Linked DNA regions of Mus musculus: all the other regions are linked to region 1. A link is a loop called in an ENCODE intact Hi-C map of the cell type or tissue named here. Cell type or tissue: heart. All regions are shown on one strand.

The links. A loop is a pair of places that touch in the nucleus more often than their neighbours do. Peaks named below come from ENCODE experiments on the same cell type or tissue, not always from the same donor. Only the 100,000 strongest peaks of a DNase experiment are listed, where the experiment ranks them.
Region 2: it touches region 1 in a loop (4-fold over the local background); 5 of 42 quality-filtered maps call a loop at or near these places.
Region 3: a loop joins it to region 1, with 4 times the contacts of the local background. A loop is called at or near these places in 15 of 42 quality-filtered maps.

Annotation. Positions count from the first base shown.
Region 1 is chr4:63,944,107-63,952,106 of GRCm38, reverse strand. No RefSeq gene overlaps it. Among named protein-coding and RNA genes, the nearest start is that of 8030451A03Rik, 37 kb to the left of the region's middle. In heart, a CTCF peak has its summit at 3,854 (motif pointing right); a DNase peak (open chromatin) is centred at 3,846; H3K27me3 peaks cover 2,650 bases.
Region 2 is chr4:63,748,750-63,756,749 of GRCm38, reverse strand. The region is part of intron 3 of Gm42294 (a long non-coding RNA gene); the gene reads right to left. Among named protein-coding and RNA genes, the nearest start is that of Tnfsf15, 7.7 kb to the right of the region's middle. In heart, a CTCF peak has its summit at 4,004 (motif pointing left); no DNase peak of the experiment used is centred here; H3K27ac peaks cover 417 bases; H3K27me3 peaks cover 1,889 bases.
Region 3 is chr4:63,619,315-63,627,314 of GRCm38, reverse strand. Tex48 (testis expressed 48) reads left to right here and starts at 4,882. Exons shown (of 5, transcript NM_029324.3): 1 at 4,882-4,909. In heart, a CTCF peak has its summit at 4,665 (motif pointing left); no DNase peak of the experiment used is centred here.

The sequences.
Region 1 (8,000 bases):
GAAACTTATAGAGGAGAAAGTGGGGAAAAACCTTGAAGATATGGGTACAGGGGAAAAATTCCTCAATAGAACAGCAATGGCTTGTGCTGTACAACCAAGAATCTACAAATGGGACCTCATAAAATTGCAAAGCTTCTGCAAAGCAAAAGACACTGTCAATAATACAAAAAGGCCACCAACAGATTGGGAAAGGATCTTTACCTATCCTAAATCAGGGGACTAATATCCAATATATATAAAGAACTCAAGAAGGTGCACTCCAGAAAATCAAATAGCCCCATTAAAAAATGGGGTTCAGAGCTAAACAAAGAATTCTCACCTGAGGAATACTGAATGGCTGAGAAGCACCTGAAAAAAATGTTCAACATCCTTAATCATCAGGGAAATGCAAATCAAAACAACCCTGAGATTCCACCTCACACTAGTCAGAATGGCTAAGATCAAAAATTCAGGTGACAGCAGATGCTGGCAAGGATGTGGAGAAAGAGGAACACTCCTCCATTGTTGGTGGGATTGCAAGCTTGTACAACCACTCTGGAAATCAGTCTGGCGGTTCCTCAGAAAATTGGATATAGTACTACCGGAGGATCCCGCAATACCTCTCCTGGGCATACATCCAGAAGATGTTCCAACCGGTAAAAAGGACACATGCTCCACTATGTTCATATCAGCCTTGTTTATAATAGCCAGAAGCTGGAAAGAACCCAGATGCCCCTCAACAGAGGAATGGATACAGAAAATGTGGTACCTTTACACAATGGAGTACTACTCAGCTATTAAAAAGAATGAATTTATGAAATTCCTAGGCAAATGGATGGACCTGGAGGGCATCATCCTGAGTGAGGTAACCCAATCACAAAAGAACTCGTACTATATGTACTCACTGATAAGTGGATATTAGCCCAGAATCTTAGAATACTCAAGTTATAAGATACAATTTGCTAAACGCATGAAACTCAAGAAGAACGAAGACCAAAGTGTGGACATTTTGCCCCTTCTTAGAATTGGGAACAAAACACCCATGGAAGGAGTTACAGAGACAAAGTTTGGAACTGTGATAAAAGGATGGACCATCTAGAGACTGCCATATCTGGGGATTCATCCCATAATCAGCTTCCAAATGCTGACACCATTGCATACACTAGCAAGATTTTGCTGAAAGTACCCAGATATGGCTGTCTCTTGAGACTATGCCTGGGCCTGGCAAACACAGAAGTGGATGCTCACAGTCAGCTATTGGATGGATCACAGGGCCCCTAATGGAGGAGCTAGAGAAAGTACCCAAGGAGCTGAAGGGATCTGCAACCCTATACGTGGAACAATAATATGAACTAACCAATACCCCACCCCCACCCCCACCCCGAGCGTGTGTCTCTAGCTGCATATGAATCAGAAGATGGCCTAGTCGGCCATCAGTGGAAAGAGAGGCCCATTGGTCGTGCAAACTTTATATGTCTCAGTACAGGGGAATGCCAGGGCCAAGAAGTGGGAGTGGGTGGGTGGTGGAGTGGGTAGGGAAGCATTGGGGGACTTTTGGGATAGCATTGGAAATGTAAATGAAATAAATACCCAATTAAAAAAAAATTTTTTTAAAAAAAGGAAAGGTTGGGTTATTTTGTCTGATAGATTGGGATCATGGTCCTCCACGGTAGCTGGGGAAGCTATGGGACCGAGTGCAACAGTAGCTAGAAATCAACAGATCACAGCGCATCCACAGGAGACAGGAAGGTAGGTTTTCAGTTTGTTCTCTCCTTGTTTTGACTTGATCCAGGGCAGGATTCCAGCCCGTAGGGTGGAGCTATATACTGTCAGGATACCTTTCACTCCTTCCCTTGATCCTCTCTGGAAACACCCGAGCAGACACATCTAAGGGTGCGCCTCATTAATCCCTAATGGATTTCCTAACCCAGCCAAGCTGACAATGGAAGTGAGCCATCATAGACACAGAGCACATAAGGCTACACGGAGCAACAAGACCCGTCACACAGCCCTCGCTGGTCCAGAAAAGGGATTCCTGACTTCAATGTAGAATTGCTGGAAGGGGAGTATTACGTTCAGACCCTTTTCCCTCAAACCATGTGGTGGTGCTGCGTGGAAGTGGGCTGGAGATAGGATGGAGGAGAGCATACAGGATGCTTCGGGGGTCCATGAGAAGGAAGCTGAGCTCTGGCTGGATGTGCAGATTCAACATGGGGTTGTGTGAGGTCTACAGGTAGCGCTCATAGGTTTGGGACCACAGAGAGCTCCTCCACACCTTACCCCTATTCCAAGCTGCTTATGATAATCACCTGAGATTTATTTTTCTGAACTCGGCTGTTCGTGTCTATTAGGGCAGCCCAATGAGGGATGTGAGAAGCTGAAAAGAGGCTTCATTCACCTGGGAACAGGGTGACAGGAGGGTCCTGAGTGTCAGAATCTTCACTTCTAGGATAGATAAGGAACCCTTTCTTGGTGACTGTGCTGAGTAAGAGGCCTAGTAGTGAGGTCAAGGTGAGACCTGTGCTGGATGACAGGGGTGAAGAGGGTAAGGGACAGAGGTGAAGGTGACTCCACAGACTATGGCTGAGAGTTACTGAAGACACTGCTCCCAGGCCTGGCATAGTTAGCCTTGCTCTCTAAGAAGTGTAATTGTTCACTAGAAAGGTGTGTATCTCACCCATTCATACCCTTCCAGCTCAGGAGCATTGGGGATGCCAGTGTGTGCTGGCAGGCAGGCTTTGTGTTGGTGTCTGGTACCAGCATCTCTTTCCTGGTCCTCCTACCACCCCAAGAAGCCCACAGATGTATCCAGTCTCTAGAAAAGAAGACAAGTGAGGCTCATTTGGGATTTGCCCCAGTCCTACCAGGACCAGAAAGAAAAGCTTAATAATTCACAGAAAATACTCACAGGGTACAGTGGGGGAGTCCAAACTAAGAAGCTCCCATAGACACATGCCACATTTGCCACGACAGGTTGGAAAGATGAGTTTCTCAACAGTGAAATGCCTTCCTCCAAGTTCACTTAGGCCCTAAGTGCCAGAGTCTATGATGCTTACAGACTCCTCTGGCCTGGGTACCTTGGAGAAAGCCCGTACATTGTTTTTCTTCCAATTTTTTATTAGGTATTTACTTCATTTACATTTCAAATACTATCCCGAAAGTACCCTATACCCTACATGTACCCCCACTCCCCTACCCACCCACTCCCACTTCTTGGCCTTGGCATTCCCCTGTACTGGGGCATATAAAGTTTGCAAGACCAAGGGGCCTCTCTTTCCAGTGATGGTCGACTAGGATACATATGCAGCTACATATGCAGCTAGAGACACGAGCTCCGGGGTACTGGTTACTTCATAATGTTGTTCCACCTATAGGGTTGCAGATCCCTTCAGCTCCTTGGGTGCTTTCTCTAGCTCCTCCATTGAGGGCCCTGTGTTTCATCCAATAGCTGACTGTGAGCATCCACTTCTGTGTTTGCCAGGCACTGGCCTAGCCTCACAAAAGATAGCTATATTCCTTTATCCCACTCTACGGTTCTGAATGCTCAGAACACCTCCCATGTACCTATTCCCTCATCTCAGTTCACAGGCTGCAAAACCAGCACAAGCTGGTACTGTGGCGCCCTCTGTAAAACGCTGATAGTCGTGTGGACAGCCTGGTTTGTATCTCACGCTCTCCTATTGCCAAGTCATTTTGGAATACCCACCTAATATTTCTGAATATCTTATAAAATGAAATTTAAGAATGACTATCTTAATGGCAAGGGGCGGGGTGAGGATGATGAGCAGTGATTGTAGAGACAACTCTCCACACAGGTTTCTCGCCCTCAAATCGAAAGATAAGGCAAATGTCTTGGGTAGGTACTTAAAAGAACCAGCAGGTGGCAGCCTCCTCCCATCTTAGGAGGGCAATGACCCCGGGTGTTCCTAATAGAGATGGTTGATGTTATTGGGGTTCTTGGCAAGAGGACTAGACTGGTGATTTGCCGATACCTCTGAGAAAACAATTTCTTCCCCTTCGCATTAACCTTCTCCATGGGAGTCTCCAATACTTCCTAGCGACTTATAAGAAGCCTGATTGGCCATCAATTCTTTCCTAATTCCTTATCTGCTTTTTATCCTAGGGTGGGGACAGGAACATTGCAAGCAAGGAGGTGTTTCTGTCCCAGTGACCAACTACCATTCTGATTTGACATGGGCCCTGGTAATAAACAGCCTCCTCTACAACTTGCTGAGCAACTGGCTCCTTTGTACCCTAAGCCCATTTCTGGTTTCCATCTGTTTGCTCATCCCCTCTTGCTGGTTATAAAGACAACCTGTAATATCCCCCATTGTCCTGGTCTATCTCTAACCTTTTACCAGTGATACTTCTAGTCCTCTTTACTCATTTTGATTCCCAGCATGGAGACAGGTGGGGAAATGTGGGACCAACTTCTCCCCATGGCTCTCACTATGCCTAGTGCTGTTGGCTTTCTCTCTATCAAGCCCTGTTTAGATATTGGCTCTTGCACATCATCTTTATTAACATGAGCAGCAATTGGCATAAAGTCAAGAGCACCTTAGCACCTGCTTCCTGGAGCCAGTCTCCATCCAAAAGCACTATAACGTGTTCTCTTCAATCATATTGTGCTGCTCTGTGGCTCAAATCCTGACACTTGTCTTCTGGTTCAAAGAAAAACTCAACATAACAGTGGCCTTGAAGATGCCTACCTCTCTGTCCTATGATGCTCTGGGGGACTGGCCTCCCACTAAGCCACTCAGGAGGCATGGCCACTGGAAGTCCTTGATCAAAAATGGTTTTTCCAGGCAGACAGTGGTGGCACAGACCTTTAATCCCAGCACTTGGAAAGCAGAGGCATGCAGATCTCTGTGATTTTGATACTAGCCTGGTCTACAGAGTAAGTTCTAGAACAAACAGGGCTACATAGAGAGACTCTATCTTGAGCCCCAACCCTCAATCAAAAAATGTTCTTCCCTTGGCACAGGTATGGCTTATTTTAACTTTGAGTTGTATTCCAGCACCATTATCTCCCTGAGATATTTCCTCCATAACCCTCCCCCCACCTCTCTCTCCATCTCTGTGTCTCTGTGTCTGTCTGTCTGTCTGTCTGTCTGTCTGTCTCTCTCTCTCTCTCTCTCTCTCTCTCTCTCTCTCTCCCTCTCACACACACACACACACACACACACACACACACACACACACACACACACACACCATCCCCAACACTCCTTTTCTTCTACAGCATGCACTTCTACCCTTTTGCTTATTCCTGTGTATTGTCTCTGGAAATCAGTTTCTGACCATGTTTTCTTTACCTCGTCTTCGGCACCAAGAACAAAGCCATCCTAGCATTTCCTAGCTACTACTTATTTGTTCACTGAACACATAAGCAGACCAGGGAGGAGGGCTCAGCAGTCTCATTAGCTCCACTTACTAATGGAGTTTGTGCTCCACTTGCACAAACCGTAACAGCATCAATCATCAATATTAGGAACGCCCAGGATTCCTAACAGAGTGCTGACAGTATCCCGTAACTCCTGTTCATCATTGTACAGCTGAAATAAACAGAAAGTGATCTTGATGCCACACCTATAATCATCATGGATCTGATTTCAGATCATGCTTGCCCTTGCCATGAGCTTAACAAAAGAGAATAGAAGAGTGTGGTTTAGAGAAACAGTCACAGAATTGCTCTATGAGGGCATGTAGAAATAGACTTTTATCCAGAGAATTAGATTGTCCTCCAGTGAACTTAGCAGAAAACTTGGGTTGAGGTGAGGGGCAAATACTATGAATTTCAGTGTTTTTTAAAGACAGAGTACACTACACGCCTAACCAAAGGAAAAGTACTTCTCCCAGGACTCTGTATTCACAGGGTTCCTCAGGAGCACCCTCCCAGTTTCAGAGCAGGGAAGGAACATTTCTTAAGAATCAGAGGGAGAGAAGGCACATCCACTGACCTCTCAAAGCATCACTGATGCTGAAGGTCCTTAAGAGCATGAAGGAAAGGAGAGGGGAGTTTCCCAGGCATGCTGGGGGCAGCTCCAGCATGGCCTCCCTCTCTTGTGTGCTCAGGAGTTGCTCAAAAGGACCAAAGGAGGCCTTGGTTGTCCCCAGAGCCATCGTCTTTGCTCTGTAGATTTTCTTCTCACTAAGGACTTAATAAGTAGCTAGCAGAGGAGAAGAAGAAGAGGCCCTCAGTGTACGAAAAGAGCCTCAGAGTCAGAAAGAGAGTAGAGCCAACTTCAAAGAGGCTGAGGACCATGCTCCACTGGGTGCCTTTCAGATGAGCAGGAGATCCAGGTGTGGACAGATGTGTCAATCCAAAAACCCGAGTGAAGCGCATTAGGTGCCTTCCACTCCATGTGACTGATGAGACCTCAGAGCAGACTGCAGATTCTTGAGTATGTCCATCACTGTGCTTTGATGGAGAGGAGCACTGAATCCCTTCCACGTCTACTGGACCACCACTGTCATGTCTCAAATATCCACTCCCACCACTGCAGCACGCCACGGGTAAAGAATCCTCAATGCCACATCTACCATTAGATGGATAGGCACCCCATTACAAACTCTTCATTAATAAATCAATTTATACTGCCCGGAGGATACTTGGAATTCAGAGGTCACATCAAGCCTTGTAGAAAAGAAGTTTTCACTCTGTTGACAGATGAGGTATTATATCTGCCATCCTTAGAATGAGGTCTATGTAGGCCTCCAGGAGAGTGGAGAGAATAGAAACTACCTCTTGAGAAAATGATCATTGATAAAGAACAGAGATGTGATGTTTGTTTTAAAACAACCTCTGTCATAAACAGAGTAGACTTGCTTGCTGAGTGATAGAGAGAAACAGAATCTAATAATGGATTCCACAAGAAAACAAAATAGGCTAAGGGAGGAAGACTTGGAAAGACCAAAGTCATACCAAGAAAGAGATTCTCATAGCAGCAGCAAGCCCTTGACTTGACATGGCAAGGGCCTCAGGTACTAATGGTAACTAGGTGAACTGCAATCTGCCCTCACCCCCAGCCCTACGGTATCTCCCTTCTAGGCCTCTGACTTGGTTCTCTCTTGCTTCCAAGGTGTTGAAGATGTTTCCTCTCCAGGTTTTCAGTCTCTAGCCTGCATCCCAAGTGCAATGGACTGAGACAAGCATGAAGATTTGAGACACTGGGAAATGTAAGCACTCTTCTTTGGAGAACAAAGGAATTCTGAAAGAGCACGTCCCCAGAGACCACATACACAGGAGCTACCCCTACAAAGTGATGAACCCCAACACCTCTGATTTAATCCATATTCCCACAAATGTGCTTCTTACTGAAAGAAAAAAAAAAGCAGTCAGCCCCAGACATGACGAATGTCTCTGTCTCCTGGGTTGGAATCACTTTTACAAGAAATTATTCTTGGGCAAATTTCTCTGTTACATGAGCCTTTCCAAACCTCACCTAGGAAGCTGCAAGAAACTTGGAACGCAGTCAGAGGCGCGTGCCTATAAAGGAGATCTTTACCATAAAGAGATCGTATCCCTCTCTTCCTTGCCCTAGACACCACATAATCCTTTGTTTTCTCTTCCCCCAAGTAATCCACAGAGTATTCCAGTGGAACTTAAGTCACTCGATGTGCATCTTATAACAGATGCTTTCAATGCTAAGACGAGAGTCTGGGTAAAGTAGGACCCCTGACCATGCAGTCAGGAAACTGCCTCGCCTGCCAGACAGTGAGTGTGTTGGAAACAGGAATTATGTCTTTGAGTCTTTGTGGCAGTCATCACTGTTGAGAAAAGTAGCAGTGCTCATGAGTGAATGGACCATCCGTCTCTTTCAAATCCTGGTTCTACAATGGAACTAGCCATCTACATTTGGTCATGCTCCCTAATGATTTAGGGTTTTCAAACGTTTTCTTTTATAAAACACAAATGATAACTGTCTCATATAACTACAATAAATGCACCGCTGTACCTACAATACAGAGCTGCACCGTAGTAAATGACAAACAGTATCTTGGCTATACTCCCCGCAGCC
Region 2 (8,000 bases), 200 kb after region 1:
GGAACACTCCTGAAGGGATAAAATTCAGTAAGTAAGCTAGATTCGCTAAAATAAGCTTTTCCTACTCTATAGCATAGGTGATGAAACACGCAGACATAGAGTAAAAGAAGTTAGGCATTAGTATTTGATACTCTTAAAAAGACTGACTCAGATATTTTCTGTTTGTCAGGAATGCTTTCAAACAGCAACCACTGCCAGCTTGAAAGCAGGCTGTCATATAATATATGTGTTTGCTTTGGAGGAGGCATTCTCTAGATTCTTTGAATTGGAGTTATAGGGCTGATAAGAAGAAGAAGAAAATCTGTTCTGTTTGTGGTTTCTATTATGTCAGAACTTGTAACCCTGGACATGTAATGAAAAGTCATGCATCTATTCTGTACCACTTGGACAATCCTTAGTCTGTCTTTGTTCTGTGAAACTTGTGTAAGGGAAGAAGCAACTGGTTGATAATGAGTCAGAGCAGCAGAAATGGCTGCTACTCAGAGCCACAGGCGCACTCTGGCTGTTACTTGGAGCCACAGGTGCAGCCTGGTTGCTAGGAAGTCAGCTTAGAGATTTCCCCTGACCATGGCACCTGGCTCAAAACCTCCCCCTTGCTGACTCCTCGTCCACTCTATGGGCCACCCTGTCAGCAAACTCCCTCCAACTGCCCCCTCCATGCTGGAGAAACCCTTCCCCAAGGCCCTGGTACACAGGCTTGCCATTCAGCCACTCAGGATTATTAGTAAGATGAAAAGCTAGGAAGTATTTGTGTATGCTCCAGTGTTTTCCATGGACAAGACATTGGAACCTGAGGACCTGTATGCTTCGGGATGAAGTTCTCAGCCACAAGTTTCTCTGTAGAGCAGTGGCTCTCAACCTCCCTAATTCTGTGGCCTTTTATATAGTTCTCCATGTTGTGGTGACATAAAATTATTCTCATTGCTACTTCATAATCGTAATTTTGCTCCTGTTATGAATCATAATGTAAATATCTGTATTTTCCGATGGTCTTAGGTGAACCCTGTGAAAGGGTTAGGCAACCCCCAAAGGGTTGAGACCCATAGGTTGAGAACCTCTGCTGTAAATGGCCATTATAGTGTATGAAGTCACCAGCCTGGCACATGAATTCTGGAATGATTCTGTGAAAGGAGTAGCTCTTATGGGCAAATTTTCTCTGGTACTCAGAGACACAGCCCAAGAACTTGCCATGAGTAGGGATTTAGAAGAATATGGTAAGGTTGACCATGGTTAACAATAAGCAGCAACAGGGACAGTAGCGTCTGCACTGAGTGACTGCAAAATGTTTATAAAACTCCAAGTATTTGTGTAAGTATAGAAATCAAATATTTACTCTCAGTAAAACATTTGTGTGCTGACAAGATGGATGGGTTTGCTTATTTTTACATACATCATTAGATCTCAGCTGAATGTTTGACACTGCATGGCGGGATGCATCTCCAACACTTTTCAGTGTTGATTGACATCTTGACTTTATGACTGTCAATGCTGAGCAGGTCATTTCACCTAAATATCTAGCTCAGCCCAACAGAAGCACGTTGACGGTCACTTCAGAAGACGCCCGAAATTATATCCGAATCCTGAGCCAAATTCACTGAATGATTTTTTTTTATGAAATTCATCGGCAACTTTAACAGTGATTTTTTTTTGTTAGAGTCAAACACTCTAATACAACATAACAGATTACCAATCTGAAACGTACAAGCTGAAGACTAACAGCAGGGAGCTATTGAATGGCTGTTTCCTCTAACTAAGTCGCTTTGCTTCTGTCAGAGCAGGAAGCTTTTGTGGATGCACAAAAAGGACAACGTAACTCATCACATGCAGTAGACTCGCCTTGGAGCTGAGGTGCTACAGGCAGGGTTCACTGGAGCTCTACGTCGTGATGGTATGCACAGGGCAAAGTGCGCATGTGTTCAGAACCAAGTCTGCAGGGTTGCTAGAAAATCTGTCACGGTCCACCAAGCTCAGTTGCCTGACTCTGGATGGAGTTGCAACCAACAGTTTTAGAAGCAGTACAGCTATGCAGGTGGCTCAGTGAGAGGAGCGCCTGCTGTACCAAATGAGGACCTGCATTAGTGCCCCAGAGCCTACATAAAAGCTGGCTGTGGTGTGTATGTCTGCAACCCCAGCCCTGGCGGAGGAGAGACATGTTGACCCTTGGAGCTCAATAGCCAGCCACTCTAGCCAATTGGTGATCTCCAGATTCATTAATAGACTATCTTCTGAGAGAGACAGAGAGAGAGAGAGACAGAGAGAGAGAGAGACAGAGAGAGAGAGAGATAGAGAGAGAGAGAGAGAATAAATTTTTCCTAAAAAGAAGCTGTGCAGTAAGAGGAGGAGGGAGTGGAGAGTCAGCTAGTGAGACACACCAGAGAATATGAGTTAAAAAGGCAATGCACGGCTGCTTTAATGTGTTTTCTAATATCAAAATCAATGAGAACAATCACTTTATGGCCAGGCCTCTGAGGTCCATAATAGAAATCTACTGATCAGAAAAAAAAACAAAAAACAAAAAACAAGTGTTCCCTGACATGGTATGAAAATCAAACTTTTATCATTTAAAGCACATTGGGAGGTTGTCTACTGCGGCAATCAGCAAATGAACCCTTGCCCTTTATTTTCTCCCACATTAAACAGACTCTGGGGGTGCTCGGGGAGTGACAGCCCTGTGCTCAGAGTGCTAGATTTCCTCATAGGTTGCTCAGATGTAGGCAGGCACAGGCAGGCAGCTCAGTCCAAGGGAGGGGGTTCTGAGGATGAGGAGCCAACAGAAAACATCAGGGTCTCTCTGTTGTGGCCTTTGACCCAGAGGAATCTGCATCATGGAGTAACCTGAGTCCTCCCTCAGAAAATTAGCACAGAAAAAAAAGCCATTTTAAACACATTACTATGAAGAGGCCACCCAAATCTCTACCCTTGTGGATAGGATCAGTACCCTTAGAGAGGATTCCCTTCTATAACTGATAAGGCTGATTTTTTTTTTTTTGAGGATGCAGCATGATTGCATCTTTGAAGGAGGGAGTGAACCCTTACCAGGGATCAAATCTGCTGTTTCCTTGGTCTTGGGCTTCCCAACACCCATGACAATGACCAACACACTTACAAACTACTTAGACCATGGAATTCTGCTGTAGCAACACAAATGACTGAGAGGAGGCGAAAGCCTAGAGCTGTAAGAGTGGGCCGCATCTTAAGCCATGAGCCCATCCTGCTGAGGAGGCCAGTGTGTCATCCCTCAAGAGTTCTTACTGTGTTCTCTAGTTACCGTGACTATACAGTGACCACAGGCATCACCACCTCCTGTGTCCTGTCGCTCTCCGCCCATCTCTGTCTCTGACTTCCACGCATCCCTGAATCTCTGCTTCATTATCCTAGTTGTGTGTGCCACTGTGCTTGAATTTCTTGTCTGCTCCCTCCCCTCCCCCTCATTCCCCCTCACACACACTGCCTCCAGCAATGTGCCAGCACTTGTGGGCTTTTATGAAACCTGGCTCTGGGCGAACCAGTCCTTTGACTCTGTCGATATTAAGCTAACTGACATGTTCACTTACGTCTTAAGTTTCTGATTAGGTAGTCTGCTTAGCCTGCATTGAATCACTTCCTTTCCCTCTGATAGTGGAGCTGTTCCCTAACAGTTACTCATCCCCAGCCCCAACTGCTCATCACTTGCACTCCTCGTCGCTGCTCCGAATTCCAAAGCTGTTGAATTTGGCATGTGTTCTAACATTTCCTTCCACGAAACCCCAGTTTCATGTCCTGTTACAGAAGCATTCCACAGAAAGGCTATGATAAACTTGCGACCCTCGGGAACTTTCATGGTTATGAAGACTGAACCGCTGACAGATTCCAGACAGGCTGCCCATAAACACAATGCATCATCTACCCTTTCTACAGGAGCTGCCCACTCTCCTCTGCTGCCTCACTGCCTGCCCATCCCCCACACCCTGCCCTGCGTGGAGCCCTGTCTTGTTTCTCTAACTACTCTGACCTCTGCTGGCCGAAGCTTCCAGAAGAAACTGAGCAGAGATGCAGCACCCTGGGAGCCAGGGTCAAGCTGGAGCCTTGTACTCTGCCACTCACTTCGGTGATTCTCAGCAAGCAGCCTCACCTTTCTGGCTCTGTTTCCTGCTCCTCGATGTTGGAGTTAACCACGCCTACCTACCAAGGTTGAGATGGAATCAAGAAAGATCATGTAGATACAGATTGTTTGGGCTGAGGGAATAGCTCAGTTGGGAAAGTGCCTTAAGACCAAGAAGACCTCCCAAGTTCAATCCCTCAGAAGCTATAGGGAGAGATAAAGACAGGAGGACCCCTGGAGCTCCATGGCCAGCTAGCATAGCCTACTTGGAAAGCCCTCAGGTCACTGAGAGACTGTCCAATGAACAAGGTAAAGAACAGTGCCTGGGGGATGACATGAGAGGTTGCCTTTGGCCTCCATTCACAGGCATGCACTTGTGCACACCCATGTGCATAGTGTGCACATACACATGGTGCTGAGAACCATCCACAATATGGGCAATGATGCTGAGGCATTTCTTCTTGTCCTCTCTCTTTCCTGGGCTAACCAACATCAAGTCTCCGGCAGTGTTCTAACTAATAACTAATTACCACAAGAGTGGCATATTGACTCTCGGCAGCAAGATCCAAGTGTCATCACGCATGCCCTTCTGGATATTATTTACTTTTAACATCCCCACGCCACCACTAATAATAGCCCTCGGTTCCCTACACCATCCATGAAATCTACCAGAAAACCCAAACCCACTCCCTCCTGTTTGAACTGTCTTAAATCCTTTCGACCTGTGATAACCTGCCTCAACCGTGATGTGCACTCACTGGGCCCTGGCTACATTTAGTGTTCCCTCAAGCAGTTATATCCTGAATTTGAAACATTGATCAGTTTCAAATTCCTATCTGCTGCCTGTGGGATGTTTGCAGGCTAGCGGGCAAGATTGCTGTGCAAACACGCCATGACACTGCTGTGTGATAAGACATCTGCAATTGAAGAATGGGCTGGACGCATTCGGAAGCATGCGTGAGTTTGGAATCTTTGCAGGGCTGCCAGGGTGGATGCATGAGTGGAAGAAGGACTACAAGAAGCATGCCAATACGCTTGTGGGAAAGCCCAGGAAACCTCGACCTTACACAAAGTACTGCAAGCATCTAAGAATGCTCAGAGTGGGAGAAATAGTCTTCCGCAGGGAAGAACACGCCAACTGGTTAGCCAATAGCAAATGTCCAGCCCTGAGAACACCCACACCAGTAACAATCTACAGACTGAGCAGGTTCGATTTACATATTTATGGGTAGAAACATGGAAATATACATAACAGCAATTAATGAAGAAGAGGTCATGAATTTGAAAAAGAACAAGGAAGGTATGTGGAAGGCTTTGGAGGTAATGAAAGGGGACGGGAAATGATATAATTATATTGTAATCTCAAAAAATAAAGTAAATATTTTTTTTAATTAATCAATCCCAAATCAAGAAGCAACAGGAAACCATCTGCTGACAGTCTCATTGTTCATGGTGCACGATGGGAAACTCTCTACAGTACACTCTGGGGAAAGAGGTCCTCCCAAACTAGGATGCTAAAGGGCTAGGCAAAGATGGTGGGGAAACCAAAGTCTGAGCAGAGGAAGGACAGGGGGAGTCCCAGAAGCCCTGGACATTATGCCAAAGCACCCTTCACAGGCACAGAATTCAGGTCCCAATTCCACATGGTGGGGAAATGTGGAGCCTGGAGAGTGGAAATGATTTGGACCACTTCTGCAGTCAATGAATTTCCTCTCAAAGTCTTGCCTTTGAAGCAGCAGGCCTCTAGGAGCAGTGTGATATATTTCTAAATGAAACTGACACAGGCTTAAACTTGAGCTGCAATGTGCCTTTCGGTGGCTTCCATTGACTGACCCAGCTAACACCCACCACCAGAACCTTCATTGAGAGATGCCACCAACAATAACAGCCCTAGTTCTGTGATATGCCATCTTTATTCTCAATATAGCTTATACACTAAGAAAATCCGGGTAGCCGGGGAAGGTGGGTTGGTATTCAAATTGGTTTAAGTGAAGAGGGAACCCTGCCCTGAAACCTTTTCCTCTGTCCACCTTTGTAAGAAGAGACAGACACTCTATTCCAAAATATTTCCTAATTCCATTCTTCCCTGAGACCTTCCTGTTGTTAACACTTTATCTGAAATGCCAGCACGCTTCTCCCAGATGATCAGAAAAATGTCCCAGCTTGTCTCCCTGCCTGTCCATTCCCCTTAGGCTGTAACCAGCAAGGTTACATTAGCTAGCAAGGTCTTCTCATAATAAAATCAAAACCTGACAAGGTCTGTGCCCTGTGCCTTCAAAGACACATACCTCACTGGAAGGAAAACTAAGTCTTAGCTTTCCCAAGAGGCCCTATATGGTCAGCAGCCTCTATTGCCATCCAACCCTGCCACCTTGTTCTCACCTCTACTTCATCTAAAGACCTTGATTTTTGTCCTCTTTGCACACCCATGCCTTCTTTACAACCAGAAACTCTCTTCACCAAGCTGCCCACAGCCTTCCTGGCTCCTATAGGTTGTGGATTCTCTATCTCCTCTCAAAGAGGCTTAGGCTTTTCTCTTTTTGCAATTAATGTTGTTAGTTGGTGTACAGAACAGTAAGTTTCTTGGGGACATTTCCGCACAAACATGTCGTCGTATTTTCTCCATGTTTGCTCTCAAGATGCATGCCCCCCCCCATTCTTCCTCCTCCCCACTTCTTGGTCTCCTCCTGATGATTGGTGATCTCTCTCTCTCTCTCTCTCTCTCTCTCTCTCTCTCTCTCTCTCTCTCTCTCTCCTCTCCTCTCCTCTCCTCTCCTCTCTTCCCCTACCCTCCCTCAATTCCCTCCCCTCCCCTCTCCTCTTCCGCTCTCCCCCTCCCTCTCCCCCTGCCCCCTCTCTTCCTCCTCTCCCTCCTCCCCCCTCCTCCTCCCCTTCCTCTCTCTCTTCCCTCTCCTCTCTCTCTCTCCCCTCTCTCCTCTCTCTCCCCTCTCTCCTCTCTCTCTCCCCCTCCTCTCTCTCTCCCTCCTCCTCTCTTTCTCCCCCTCCTCTCTCTCTCCCCCTTCTCTCTCTCCCCTCCTCTCTCTCCCCCTCTCCTCTCTCTCTCCCCCCTCCTCTCTCCCCTCCTCTCCCCTCTTCTTCTTCTTCTTCTTCTTCTTCTTCTTCTTCTTCTTCTTCTTCTTCTTCTTCTTCTTCTTCTTCTTCTTCTCCTCCTTCTCCCTCTTCTCCTCCTTCTCCTCCTTCTCCTTCTCCTTCTATCTCTCTCTCTGTCTCTCTCCTCTTCTTTTTCTTCTTCTTCTTCATCTTCTTCTTCCCCTCTCTCCCCTCTCTCTCTTCCTTCTTTCTTTCCTTCCTTCCTTCCATCCTGCTTACTGCCCCCCTCCCACTCACCCCCTTCCACAATCCTCCCCTCCAGCCCTCCTCCTTTTCTCCTCTGACCAGATGCCTTTCCCAGGTATTCCCCCTCTAACCTGGCACATCAAGTCTCTTCAGGACTAGGCATGCAGTGGTGGTCTTTCTAATCACCATCTTTTACATACATACACACACACACACACACACACACACACACACACACACACACTTGTCTAGTTTAATTTCTAAACTGCTGATCAGCATTCCATGTATTCTTTTCAGAAGTGAACAATTCCCACATTTTGAACTGTTGACCATTCAGGGACAGGTGAAGTCTCCCTGCATCTTACAGCACCCTGCTCCAGACAAGCAGCCCCTCAACTGCAGCCCCCATGTTCTCCCTGCTATCTTACTGTGAATCAGTGAGCAGCCTTCTTGATTACCAGGTTACCACCACAATGTCATCACGCTTGCAATAAAGTAGCCCTCATTCTATTTGAGAGGTTTCAGAGTGAGCCAGATGTGCTGCTAGCAATCCTTATTAGACTCGATTGTTGCAATTGCTCTCTTTTATAGTCAGTTATTGCAGTGATTTGCTTACTCTATT
Region 3 (8,000 bases), 320 kb after region 1:
ACCTCAAGTTTGTACAAGCACACAGCCCATTTCCGTTCATGTCACAAATATGAACTGACACAATGTGAGGATGGAAAGCAGGTTCCTAGGGAAAGAGTGAGTGTGAGAGAGCAAAGGGAGAGCACAGAGGGCCCTCCTAACTCAACATACGTTCTATGGGTGACACAGGGAATTGTACTTTTGATCAACTTGAAAGCCAATATCGCCAGCACGCGCGCACACACACACACACACACACACACACACACACACACACGAGAACATGTTAACTATGAGATTTACATAAGCTCTGTGGGTCATACCAGTGTTATTTTCCTGCTTCTGATCTTGCAGGAAGGATACAGGAAGAGCTGAGGGGGGGGAGGGTGCCATGGATCTTCTCTATACATTGCTTTGCAAGTTCCTATCGACATCATGCTGTCACAAAATCAAGGGGTTTTATCATTATTGCATTAGTCCGGGAAGGCACGCACAGAAGTCAGAAGATAACTTGTGGGCATGGGCTCTCTCCTTCCACCACGTAGAGCCTGAGAATCTAAGTCAGGTCACCAGGCTTGGAGGCTCGGGAGTCGGGAGTGGGAGGCTCGGAGCAGGAGCCTTTTCCCACTGATCCATCCCACCAAAATAAAGGTTTTCTTTTGTTGTAGTTATTGTTGTTGCTTTGTTTTATTTTTTTTCCAAACCTGAACTTATCCTCATCCAAAATTTGTTCCTCTTTCCAAATTTTCTGATTTCACAGCCACAGATATAAAAGACATGGAGGTGTCGGCTCAGGCTCTGCCTTGTCCCTCACTCACAGGACGATTAATATTATCAACTTATCTGGATTTAGAGTCACCTAAGAGACAAACCTCTAGGCAAGTCTGTGAAGATGGTTCTAAGCTGAGTTAATGAGGTGGAAAGATCCATGGAAAATATGATTGGCACCAATCCATGGGTTCAAATCCTGAACTACATAAAAAGGAGAAAATGGGTTAAGCACCAGCATCTCTCTCTCTCTCTCTCTCTCTCTCTCTCTCTCTCTCTCTCTCTCTCTGTGTGTCTCTCTCTGTCTGTCTCTCTCTCTCTTTCTCCCTCCCTCCCTCCTTCTTAACTGTGGATACCATATGAACAACTGCCTCTATCTCATAACCCATGCCTTCCCCACCATGGTGGGTCAGAGTGTCAAACCATTATAAACCAAAATAAACCTTCCTTTCACTAAATTTATTTTTTCAAGTTCTTGGTCACAGCAATGAGAAAAGTAACTAGCCCTGATCTTAGCATCAAATAATACTGATGCAGCAATGGCAACAACATTCACTGAGTGTGTCTCCTCTCCCGGGAGCTCTATTTACAGGCTTCCAGGACTGGTCTAACTTGTCCCTCAAATCAGCTCTACTAATTATTCCCGCTGTAAACATCAGGAAACTGAAGATCAGAAGGGTTTATGGTTAAGGGCAAAGTCGAACAGTAACTTAAGATAATAAACTTCCTATCCATGTGATCTGTCCCCAGACCTGACTCATCCTAACCCCAGTAACTTAGTTCAAGATTTCACTGCTCACTGCCTGAACCAGACCAATACAGGAAACTTCAGGCTAATCTTCTCACTCCAGACCCAAGGAGAGGGAAACAGCCTTATCAGACATCCTTGAACAGTAAATCACCCCAAACAGAAGGCAAAGTCTTAGTTCCCAGGCATAAAGGGATTTCCCCCCCCCCATCAGTATTTTCACCAACTTGAATATATAAAGTGTAGTGCATGAATCATGAAGTACCTGCTTACAAGGATTCAAAGACTGTCCGCATTTACAGCTCCATGTTGAATGAAACTATTTGGAAACGTGACTCTCCTTACTCTCTGTGTCCTCAAACAATCTCACTCAACTGCTTCATGAGCTCTTTAAGATCAGTGTTCACAATTTCCGCAAACAGGGATTTCCAAGAGTAAGCTATCTTCAAGTCTGACTCTTGGGGAATCCTGGTTGTAAGCTCATGTTTAATGCTGTTCATGCAAGGTTCATCTAAAGGATGCCTCCATGACAACGGGGAAATTAAGGATCCTCTGAAAACCATTTGGACAAGTGTTCAAGGTAGCAAGAGGCGATACAGGGGTTGGAGAGGGTTAAGCAATAATGAGGGCAAAGAGGTGTGGAGAAGGGGAGAGGGTGTTGGGAGAGTGGATAGCAGAAACTTGGGAAGAAAACATGGGTCCACTTTGAGAACCAACTTCTTTGTGACTGGATTTGAGAAAATTCATACCCAGTACTCTAAACATAACCAGAAGTCCATGCCTGGGGAAGTGACAAGGCTTAGGGAAGACCCTAGTGCCGTTGATTTACTCAGCAGATGTGCTGTCAAACTGCCTTCTGAATATTTATATTGATGCCTACTGACTATTGTTGCTCTGAACCTTAGCCAGGGAAACTTCTTGTTGTGTAATAATTAATGCAGAGGCTCATATTACATCAAAATGCTCAGAATACAGGAAGACTGAGTTCTGAACCCTGTATAAGACATCTGTATCACCCATCCCAAGGCTAGGGGAAGGAACATCATGGGAAGAGGAGGAAAGGTTAAGTTTCAGATAGTGGATATAGCACTATAAAATGTTGTCTGCTGGACAGGATACATTCATTCACTCATAAACTCACGGGAACTGTGGTTATCTGTACAAGGCCCTTGACATTCTGTCACGGATGAGGAAGAGGCTCCAGAGGCACTCCCTGAGCAGCCATTGGCAGTGAACGGCTACCAAGGATGGAGGAGCCATTTTCTTCAATGCAATAGCCACTTGTTAATAAATAACCCCCAATCCATGCTCATAGAAACAGCCTTAATCAAACTCAGTAAGTCACAAAAACGAAAAAGAAAGAGGTGAAGGGAAAGCCATGAAAGCAGGATGGGGACTCTGAGAGGGAAGGGGGTCCTTATGAGTAGGATGATAATGAGGGGTAGATGTGATCAAGAATCCATTATGTGCATTATCAAATAACAAGAATAAAATAAAAATATAAAACTATTCTGTAAGCCAATGGGTTTCAATACTGTCTGAAAATTTTTCAAACCTACTAGTGCCTGGATTCTACCTTCCCAACACACACACACACACACAGAGAGAGAGAGAGAGAGAGAGAGAGAGAGAGAGAGAGAGATCTTCTGAGCTGGGAGCTAGAACTGGCATTTTCTAAAGCTTCTTTGAGCATTTCAGAAGCAGCCTAGAGTTGAGAGCCATCATGTGGGTACATCATGTGATTCCCACATTGTAATTCAGCACCTTTTTTAGTGTATAAGTGTTTGCATGTAGAGTCCAGCGGACACCAGGCATCCTCAGCGTCATCTTCAGGAACAGCATCTACCTAGCTTTCATTATCATTATCGTTGCTGTTTGTTTTCATTTGATTACCTCTTTTGAGTCAGGGTCTCACTAGGTAGACCAGGCTGGCCTTGAACACAAAGATTCCCCTGCCTCTCAGAGTCCTAGGGTTAAAGGCATGTGCCATTATATTCAGTTTATCATTACATTTGAGACAAGGTCTCTACTGGCCTGGAGCACACCAATTAGGCTAGACTAATCAGCCAGCAAGCTCTTTCTTCACTTCCAGTACTGGGATTAAAAAATGCACAACCACACCCAGAATTCTTTTCAAAGTAAATCGACTTACTTTGGGTTAAAAAGTTCCAATACTAAGGGTTTTTTTCTAGGCAACAAATGACTGTTGAGGGAGAATTAGCCTCCCCTAGAGAAGAGCCCTTAACTGTTTATCCAACGCAAGATGGTCAGCCCTAAAACCATATGTACACAAACAGCAAAAAAAGAATAGACTCAGCATATAGTATGTATATATTTGTGCATGCCTACACATATAGCAACATATTGCATAAGTCCTAGGAATTGAACCCAGATCCTCATGCATGCACAGCAGGCATTTTATCAACTGAGCCATCTTACCAGCCCCAACTTAATACATCCTGATTACACAAAGAAATCACCAGGAAAGCTTTGAAACCATACTGGTACCCAGTGTCTAGAGTCCCTGAGATTCTGACTTGTTTAGGAATGGACCCCAGACAGTCCAAGTTTCAACAACAGTACAAGGGAAGATGATTGGCAGCCAGACCCGAGACTCTTCAGTGCTCCTATGAAGAAGCAGTGAGTGCTACTTGCCACTGGTACTTTTAAAGTTGCTTAACCCCCATCACCCACCAGCACATAAGTCCAGCACTGACTTCCATTTGTTTCCATCTTCTGTTATACCATGACCTCTACATGCATCCAAAGACAATGCTGATAGAGGGGTTTCACCTAACGTGACTCCCCCAAATAGCACCAAGATGTTCCAAGTGGGGAACTGAAAGCCCACCCCATAGGGTGAGGAAATTTCTAGGAATCCATCAGGAATCAATTCCTCTTTTTCTGGAAGATGGGTTGGGAAGAAATGTCACTTGTTTTTACACATTGCCACCACTCCCCTTCTGTGGAGTTGTTACTACAGCATCCAGGCACCTGCCCAGTGCTTACAACTCTGATGTCATTTCATCCTGGAAATACATGGAGGACACATAACTATTATTCCTATTTTACAGAAGGACAGCTGAGGCATAAAGTCCATCTCCCTGAGGTTAATAGCCAGATACATTAGGAGACAGACCCTGCCCCATGCTTTCTCGTGTAGTGCTGTAGCGCCCCCTTCTGGCCTGACACCCTCAAAGTATTCCACACAGACAGAAGAACTTGGATTTCTGTTGCTCTGAGGGACAGCAATGGTGGACAGCTTGGCATCACACACAGAAAGATGGATCATGATAGGAAGGGTCAGCAGGTCACAATAGCCTCTTTCCTCCCCGCCTTATGGTCTAGTCCAAAAGCCGGGTCACTAACGTTCTCTGTGACATCACAGCCTCCTTTCCTCTCTGCCAGCAACAAGTAAGTGGGGCTCAAAGGTAAGGCCTAAGGGTGGGAGGGGTGACATTCCCTGCACCAAAGGGATGGCAGTGTCCCCACACTGGTGGAGACCTATTCATTTGCTACCAGCATCAGACACAATCCTTCCTTGGCCTCTACCCTCAGTTTCTCTCTGCCTACCACATCCCCACAACAGTGATGAATGACCCTAAGTGACTCCTCCAGCTCTAGAATCCTGCCTGCTTCACCTTAGTGACCTTGCTTCACCTGGTCAGCATGTTCTGAAGTCTCCGGAGACCTGAAACTTAAATAGGACAGGACAAACCAAGAGCCTCTTCTTTGACTCTTGTCCCCATCTAGAGATGGGTCATAGTACTGCATGAAAGTCTCCGCCCTCCTCCACTTCAACACCAGCATCTCTTACATTCTGAGGCTTCACAGCATGCCAGAAAGCTGTGCAGGCCACTTTCCATTGCTCTGAGTCTTCACATGCCACTTTGCTTTGCTTTGCTTTGCTTTGCTTTGCTTTGCTTTGCTTTGCTTTGCTTTGCTTTGCTTTGCTTTGGGATTTCCAGGTTACAGATCAAAGAGCTGAGGTTTTAAGACGCTATATATTATTTTTCTATGAAATAATCATAAAGAGTTATACCCCAAGGGATTAGGGATGTAGCTCTGTTGGTAGAAGGCTTGCTTGGCCTGTATGAAGACCCAGGCTCCATCCCCAGTACCACATAAACTAGGGATGGTGGCCTCCACCTTTAATGCAAGCACTTGGGTGGTAGAAGTAGGAGGTTCAGAAATTTGGGGTCATTCTTGCAATATGGAGTCCAAGGCCAGCCTGAGCTACATAAGACCCTGCCTCAGAAAAATATTTACTTTCCAGATAATGCTCTTGTGAGTTGCCGGTTTCCCTAAAAGATTTCCCAATTCTGGAGAGTAGGCAATTTACAACTGCCTATCATCAGGATTTCCAGGTAAAGATATGAAGAGCACAGCAGCCTTCATAGAACCCCATTCCAAGTTCCTGAAGCACAGCCAGTGGCTGTGATCTCCAAGGCCTATAGCTAAAAGGGACAAGGGCACAATGCAGTGTACGTTTAAGGGAGAGGGAGTTTGAGTACTTGTGTTTTCTTGTATGTGCATAAGCTATTTGGAGGAAAGGTTCCTGTTTGACATGTGGCACAGAAATGGAGTTTGTTTCCAGTTAAATGGAGAGCTGTGTTTTCACCACAGATAGAAGAGAGCTTTATAGCCAGTGCATAAGGGTCTGGGGAGGCACTAAGGCTACCTACCAACTGCTAGGATTCCAGAGACAAGAGGCACTTGGGCATCTAGGACCTTCTAGTATGAGATGACAACAGTGTGCAACTCTTCCATCATATTGGCCAGTAGCACTTTCATTAATAGATGACTTGTGATAATCTGTTAGCATCTTCCCAGGGAAGTAGGTCTGTGCCTAGGATTTGTGGATACCCTTTTCCCCTCTCTGTGTTACCTCCCCCTGCTCCCTCAATCCTAGTTGTAGGAAGACCCTCTAAGCTTGTCCAAATCTTTACCACTGACACCAGCTATCCTTGAATCTTTCCACTCACAAAAATGAGGTTTCTGGCTGCAGCACTGTTTCTTCTCAGCTTTGATTTTCAGTCTCTTGCTGTGCCATGTGTTGGACCGGAGGTGCCTAAAAAGCACTTGACTCTAAACAAGCATATGCTGAGTGAATGACAGGGAACAAACCATGGCTTCAATATCTTAAGAACTGGAAAACCTGCAAACACAGCAATCAAGAAGCTGAGGCAAGCCGGGTGGTAATGTGATAATGGTGTACACCTTCCTTTAATCCCAGTACTCAAAGGCAGAGGCAGGCAAATTTCTGGGTTGGAGGCCAGCCTGGTCTACAGAGATTTCCAGGACAGAAACCCTATCTCAAAAATAAAAAATAATTTTAAAAAAAGGAAACAAAAAACTCAGAGATGGAGGAGGAAGAGAAGGAGGAGGAGGAGGAAAAAGAAGGAAGAAGGAAGAGAGAGAGAGAAAAGAAAGAGAGAAAGAAAGAAAGAAAGAAAGAAAGAAAGAAAGAAAGAAAGAAAGAAAGGAAGGAAGGAAGGAAGGAAGGAAGGAAGGAAGGAAGGAAGGAAGGAAGGAAGGAAGAAGCAGAAATAATCCAGGTCAGCCTAGGCTATATAAGAAGACTTGAAGAAAAAGGAGGAGGATGAAGAGGAGGAGGAGGAGGACGAGGAGGAGGAGGAGGCTACCTACTCCTTTAGCTGAGATCTAGGTTGACTTCACCTGTAAGGATACAATGTGAAGTATTGGTAATAGGCACCCTAGTTAGCCGAAACATACAAACACATTCTATAATACAACCCATAACTGCCAAGCTTACTCAGTTATACATCGGGGTGTGGGCTGTGTGATTGTGTCAGTTACAGTGAAAGAAAATGATCTAGATGGTCAAGGTCTCTAGTCCTTCAAACTGTGGAAGAGGACACAGCCTACCATAGGTACCAGGGAGTCAACCACTTAAAATCACCTAAGTATTTGTTGCACAGAACGATAAACCCCTGACGGCACTGGGAAGACTGGTGCCCAACCTAACAGCAAGCCTCCTTAAGTAATCATTTCTACTACCCCCATATGACAGACAGACACAGGCTATTAGTTTCCAGAAGAGTAGGAAAGCACAATGGTGCCATACAAATGCCTAGTCTCTAGAATCCCTAGGATTCTGACTTACCTAGGAATGAACCCCAGACAGTCTGAGTTTTGACAATGGTGCAAGATTTATTTTTTCCTGCAACTTCTATGTCTTAGTCAGTGTTCTATTGCTGTGAAAAGACACCATGACCTCAGAAATTTGCATAAAGAAAAGCATTTAATTGGGGCTGTCTTATGCTTCAGAAGTTTAGTCCATTATTTTCTTGGTGGAAAGCATGGAATGGCAGCACTCAGGCAGACAAGGGAACACAGGCAGATAAAGTGCTGGAGAGGTAGCTGAAAGGTCTACATCGGGATCCTCAGACAGCAAGAAGAGAAAGACACTGGGCCTGACTTGAGCATTTGAAGTCTCAAAGCCCACCCCTAGTGACACACTTCCTAGAACAAGGCCACACCT